2 separate regions of the Homo sapiens genome follow, and region 2 is linked to region 1. A link is an interaction called in ENCODE POLR2A ChIA-PET data of the cell type or tissue named here. Cell type or tissue: PC-9. All regions are shown on one strand. Each heading gives the region's core, and the rest is flanking DNA. Links, peaks and the distances in the headings are about the cores only. Region 1 overlaps CD44 (CD44 molecule (IN blood group)). Region 2 overlaps LOC105376626 (a long non-coding RNA gene).

Region 1 (2,920 bases), core at 240-2,739:
AGACTCCTAATGTCTCCCACAATCTTAGGACAACATCAGAAATGCAAATTCCTCATGGGTATAAATTTCATGCTACTCATTCTTCAAACTGAATCCCCTGAATTCATGATCAAAGCAAAATCAAGCAGCAATTTAATAACCTGTGAAGGAAAGAGATTTTCTATTTACTTGATTGGGCGACTGAGCCATGAGCTGGAGGTTTTCGAAGCAGCATTTCAAACGACTGCTTTCATGCATTTATCTTTGGATTATCTTTGGGTTGCTAGTGTGTATTTTTCACATCTGTCTAGCATTGTACCCAGGTAGTTTGTGATGACAACTGGCATTTCAAAGCTCCGCCCACACGCATCAGCCTCAGGTCAAACTTCATACTTGAGCAGGAACTTTGCAAAGAAAATGTGTTCAAAGTGTCGAAATCAGATAAAACTTCCTCAGGTATCCATCTATCATTTCTGTCACTTTTTATTCTAATTCAATATGTGTTTCTACCAAAAACTAGAGTTGCCAAAGTTAGAGAAATTCCAGACTTTTCTCAAATTAGAGAAAATATCATCAGTAACATTTTGCAATTTAAAATCTCTCATTCGACTCTCAAGTTTGACTTGAGTCCAGCATGTTTTCTTATTGAAATGGAATGGCAAAAACCATCAGGATAAATATCTAATTTAAGCCAGCTGAGATTTTAAAAAGCCACTTTAAATTATATATCCCTTTGAAAATCTACGTTATGTCCTCCTTCCTCAAAAAAGTGATGCTACATATACACACTCAAAATTTTGCATATTATTTCAGATAGTTCTAGAATGCCTTATGGTCTACCATTGAACCTACTGAAGGTCCATGAACCCTAGGTTAAAAACTTTGACTCTATCTATATAAAATGCCAACAGCTGGCACAGTATGTTCTGTCCTCTAAATCAAGCTTGTCCAACCCGTAGCCTGTGGGCCACCTGTGATGCAGGATGGCTTTGAATGTGGCCCAACAAAAATTCATAAACTTTCTTAAAACATTATAAGCTTTTTTTGTTGTTGTTATCCCATCAGCTATGGCTAGTGTTAGTGTATTTTATGTGTGGCCCAGGACAATTCTTCTTCCAATGTGGCCCAGGGAAGCCAAAAGACTGGACACCCCTGCTGCAAAGGACACATTAGTTCAGAACAGAGAGTAGAGAAATAGGAGCCAATTTTACCCATGAAGCCTCCAGACAAACCTGAGCATCCCCGGGAAAATCCACAGACACCACATTCTCACCTCAGAAACTTTATTAAAGATGCATAATTCCCACCACCCTCACCCAATAGTACAACAGGAAAAAATAGTACCAGAGGAAACAAACCTACAAGAACAAGATAGAAATAGGCGTTATTTTTGTCTTCCTGAAAGGAGTGGTATGAGGGGGAAAAATGGAAAAAGCTACTGCCTAGCCAGCAGAATTTCTAATTTTCCCCACCCAAATAGGCCATACCAGATCTGAAAAAAAAAAAAAAAAAAAAGAAAGAATTCCTTTGACACCCAGAAGACAAGGAAATACAGTGTTCCAAGGCAGGAGTCTGCTTCCTGAATTAGTTTAGGTTTCTTGATCCCAGAGAGTTCCAGGTCACCAATAGGAAGAGGCTGATGACACTCAAGATAAACAGCCTGCTGGAAGCCTAAAGCTACCCAGATGGTTATTCTTACTAGCTGTCCCTATTGCCACCCACTACAGGCCCTTCAGGAAGGAATGAGCCAGCCGAGCCAAAGACCGCTTCTTCTGTGCTCTCAGCCAGCACTCCTCTTGACCCCTGCCCTCCTGCAATGCATGAGGGAGGCTTTGCAATCACTCCCTGTCACTCTGTCCCAGCTCTCAGTCCAACAGTGATAAGGTTTTGCAAATCTCCTCACTGGACTTTAGAAATACGATTCTACTCAGGAACCTAACAGTGCTGACTTTTCCTGGCATGCCATTATGCTACGTTCAAGTTTCCACCAGGTTGTTTGCCTTGGTATGTTTCTTTGCATGAAGTGATCCACTTGGAGCTGCTACTGGTCCCATTGGGTCCTATAGTACTTCAGTGACTCTCAGGTTAGCCCTGGACTCATTTGGTAGACTCATTAGTCTCTTTCTTTTTTAGCTGCTGAAGGAAACTTAACTAATTTATCTGGGAGGAGAAAGGCACAATTCATTTCTCAGCTCAAATCCTGAACTATGTTTTAGTTAAATCTCATAAACACTCCTTTTCCCTGATTTCTAAACCAATAATATGTAGTCTCCATGAAGGTAAGTCCAACTCTGAATTCCTAGCATCCTAGAGCAGTGTCTGGCATACAGAAGACCTCAGATATTGATTGAATGAATAAATATCTCAGTAATCCTTGCCTCTCTTCAATATTACTTCCTAACTATGTTTATCCTTCGATCCCAAGCATTCTAATAGGCCTGGTACGTAGTAGGTTCTCAAAATACGTTTGCTGACTAACTTAGGAAGGGAAGATACAGTTCTTAAGAGATATTCTATAGGGGTTAATGAAATGTGTGTTTTTAAAACACACATGAAATACTATTTTATATAGGCTATTAGTGGTTTGAATGTTAACTACATATAGTCCCAAGTTATGTTTTATCAGGATTTTCTTCTTTGGTGGGAAGTGGTACTTTAGGGTAGACCTATTCTCCTTCCTGCTGAGACCACTAATTATTGTGTTCGCTAACATCCGACAAAATTGCCTACCATAATGATAAGCACCTTCGACATGGTTACTTTAAAAAGACAGGGAACCCAAGAAGCAGTGAGTAGCTAGCAGCACGGCCCGCTTGGTTTGCAGAAGCCTCTCTCAAGAAGGGTTGCCCACGGGACTACCAACAATAAGCCGATGCAAACTCAAGAGGGCCAATAACCCAAGAAAGTATGGGCAGCTTGAAAACTCTGCTTTTTAAAAAGC
Region 2 (2,920 bases), core at 273-2,772, 150 kb after region 1:
ACTGTGCAATGCACATGGTCATGAGTATTGACTGTTCACTGCAGGGAAGTAAACTGTGCAAGAAAAATGAAGCAATAAGGGAAAACAGGAAATGGCATGGGGAAAACAGGTTCTTTTAGGAAGAGGAATCCATTCCAAGTGTCAGACCCAAGCAGCTACAATCCTTTCTCTTAGCCTGGGCTGCGACGGTGAACAGGTGTTTAGCATGTGCCATGAAGAACAGCTAGAATGAATACAGCTAGTGAGAAATTCTATAAGATTTAATTGAAGAAAGGGGAGGGGGGATGTGTTGTTAGTCCAATTTCAATCACTGAACCAGCCACTCTCCAAGGATGCATCTTTCAGTAGTTTCCACAGTGGTTTCCAAACAGGAGTTTACACTGACCACAGACAGCAGAGGAGACAGCAAATGAAAGGGGAACCCTGGAGGACTGGACCATCCGAACCCTGCCTCTAGCCCTCCTGCAAAAGAGTAGCCCATCTTGATCTGTTTTACATGGTAAGATTTTGTGTAAGGTTACATCAAATAAAAGGTTAACAGAAATAAATGAGCCTGATAACTACAGTTTCCTAGTCTCACCTAAACCTGCTGGAATAGAATCTCTTATGAATTTGTATTTCTAAAAAAGCTTCTTAGCTTTTTTAGAAAAGCTGATAGAAGAATGGCTAGACAGATGACATATGGCAGATGTGATAGAGAGGTGGGGGACAGAGAGAGAGACAGAGAAGGCATGAGTAGATAGATAATATTCATTTACCAATATACTAATAAACATATACACAACATATACACAAAATAGATACACAACATATACACAAAAATAGAAAATGTAAAAGGATAGCTTAAAAAATAAATATAATAGAAGCTCTAGTATTTTCTCTTGTGTCCAAGGGATCATCTTGATTTTCCCTAATGTAGGCACAGCTTACATTAGAGGATTCTCACGGTATTGAATGTGATAGAAATAATACATGGAAATAAGGGAATGACCTACCATGACTTGCAGATGTAAATCCATCTCACTGATTTTTAGTGGCTTCTGAGCCACTGAGATAGTGGCACTCCCCATCCTAGCCTATTTCTTCTTCTGTGCTAGGGGTAGAGGAAGCGGGTAGAAAGGATAGCAATTGTAGTTGATTACTACAAGCTGAGAAGAGGGTACTTGTTTTTCTTTTCCCAACAAGATGATTCTTTCTCCCACTTCCCTTTAAGCACACATAAAATCTAACATAAGCACAGTTGAAATTCCAACGATGAGCTCCGTTTAATTCCCAATGTTTGGAATAATGAGTGGAATAGCAGATGCTTTAGTTGGTGAAATGCCCTATAGCTCAACTCTGAATGTCAATCATGGAAACAAGTCACTTATATGTGGGAGAATAACTAGTGAAGGACCAGTTTGAGGGGCATTCACACTGAGCAAGGTGAGCGGATATCAACCAAGGAGATTTCAAGGCTTGAGCAAGTAAAAGCAAAGATCGCCAACACCCTGTGGCATTTGAAGGCATGAGACAGACACCAGATGTGTTTGTGTCGCTCCTGTGACTCAGCTTCTATTTCAGCTACTGATAAATAAAGGACCATTTCCAGGTATGCTATGTTTGGTTAAGCCCTAAACTTGGACATAAGTATAGCCCTAAGGTTACCGAAACTACATTGCTTTAAACCACAATTATTTCACGTGTTGAGCTGAAAAGAAATTAAAATTAGAAGCATGAAAAAAATGAAATGAATGTCTCTGGGTTCCCTATGCAATCTTCAAATCTCCCTTCACTATCGACACGGCACTGAGTTCTGCTTCCGCTTTGATGGCTCCTTCTGCCTCAGAGACCCGCTTTCGGTACTATGTGTTTTCCCCAATGTGTTTTCCCACTTTTCATTCATTCACATTCTCTCTCTCTCCCACTGCTTTCCTCCAAATACCCATATGCCAATCTGTCTTTCCAACTCCACCCCCAGATACATGTACAGACTTTGCCCCAAAGACTCCCCAGTGAGCAATATCTTTTTCTGGGGATGGTAAGCACTGACTCATTGCCTCCTTCTTACCACAGTTTCCAAAACACAGTCTTATTTCACTCTTGTCTCTATGCAGATCTCGGTAGGTCGGGGCCACGATGTACATAAACAGACTCTTGATGGGTGATTCCCTCCTCATCTTTCGATCTCTCACTCTCTAGCCCTCTTCTGTTTTTATTTTTTTATTATTTTTAATTTTTGAGAGTACATAAAAGATGTATATATTTATGGGGTACATGAGATATTTTGATGCAGGAATGCAATGTGAAATAAGCACATCATGAAAAATGGGGTTTCCATCCCCTCAAGCATTTATCCACTGAATTGCAAACAACCCAATTACACTCTTTAAGTTATTTTAAAATGTACAGTTATCATTAAGTGCAGTCGCCTTTTGTACTATCAAATAGAAAATCTTATTCATTCTGTTTTTTGGTACCCATAATCCTCTTCTGATGCTTATCCTCCAAAAAATTCTGAAGAAAGCAGAGTTTAAGGAACTAGAATCCTTAGAATTTGTTTTTTTTTTTTCTGCATCTGAAAATTTTGGTCAACAAAGGAAAACATACTTCTGCTACTAAAATACAGACTCCAAGACTCCTAGAGAAATGGCATTGACAAAAACAGACAATAGTGCAGTCAATTCCATCTTACCTTCACCTGGGCAGGGAAAATATAACCTAAGGAGGAGCCAGGACTTTTCTAGGAATCAAGTAACTGGCATGGTTCTCCCAGGCTCAGTGAGAAGCAGCAAGAGATTTAAATGTGGGTAGCTGAAAAGGAGCTAGGTAATTCATGTCCTTGAATAGGCAGCATGTGAAGGTTTTCAAAATTTTATGTTAAGTGTAAACATATTTATTCCTCTATCAGGTCCATGCCAAGCAGTACCTTTAGGATATG

Evidence for each region. ChIA-PET counts read pairs that join two places held together with the same protein. Peaks named below come from ENCODE experiments on the same cell type or tissue, not always from the same donor. Only the 100,000 strongest peaks of a DNase experiment are listed, where the experiment ranks them.
Region 2: POLR2A ChIA-PET joins it to region 1 with 11 read pairs; 6 of 35 experiments call an interaction of 5 or more read pairs at or near these places.

The regions. Positions count from the first base shown.
Region 1 is chr11:35,191,365-35,194,284 of GRCh38, reverse strand. All of the region lies in intron 5 of CD44 (CD44 molecule (IN blood group)), which reads right to left. Among named protein-coding and RNA genes, the nearest start is that of CD44-AS1, 22 kb to the left of the region's middle. In PC-9, for the core only: no CTCF peak of the experiment used is centred there; no DNase peak of the experiment used is centred there; H3K27ac peaks cover 2,250 bases.
Region 2 is chr11:35,039,462-35,042,381 of GRCh38, reverse strand. All of the region lies in intron 2 of LOC105376626 (a long non-coding RNA gene), which reads left to right. Among named protein-coding and RNA genes, the nearest start is that of CD44-DT, 97 kb to the left of the region's middle. RefSeq lists an enhancer at 1,785-1,984. In PC-9, for the core only: no CTCF peak of the experiment used is centred there; DNase peaks (open chromatin) are centred at 1,571 and 2,001; H3K4me3 peaks cover 1,625 bases; H3K27ac peaks cover 2,472 bases.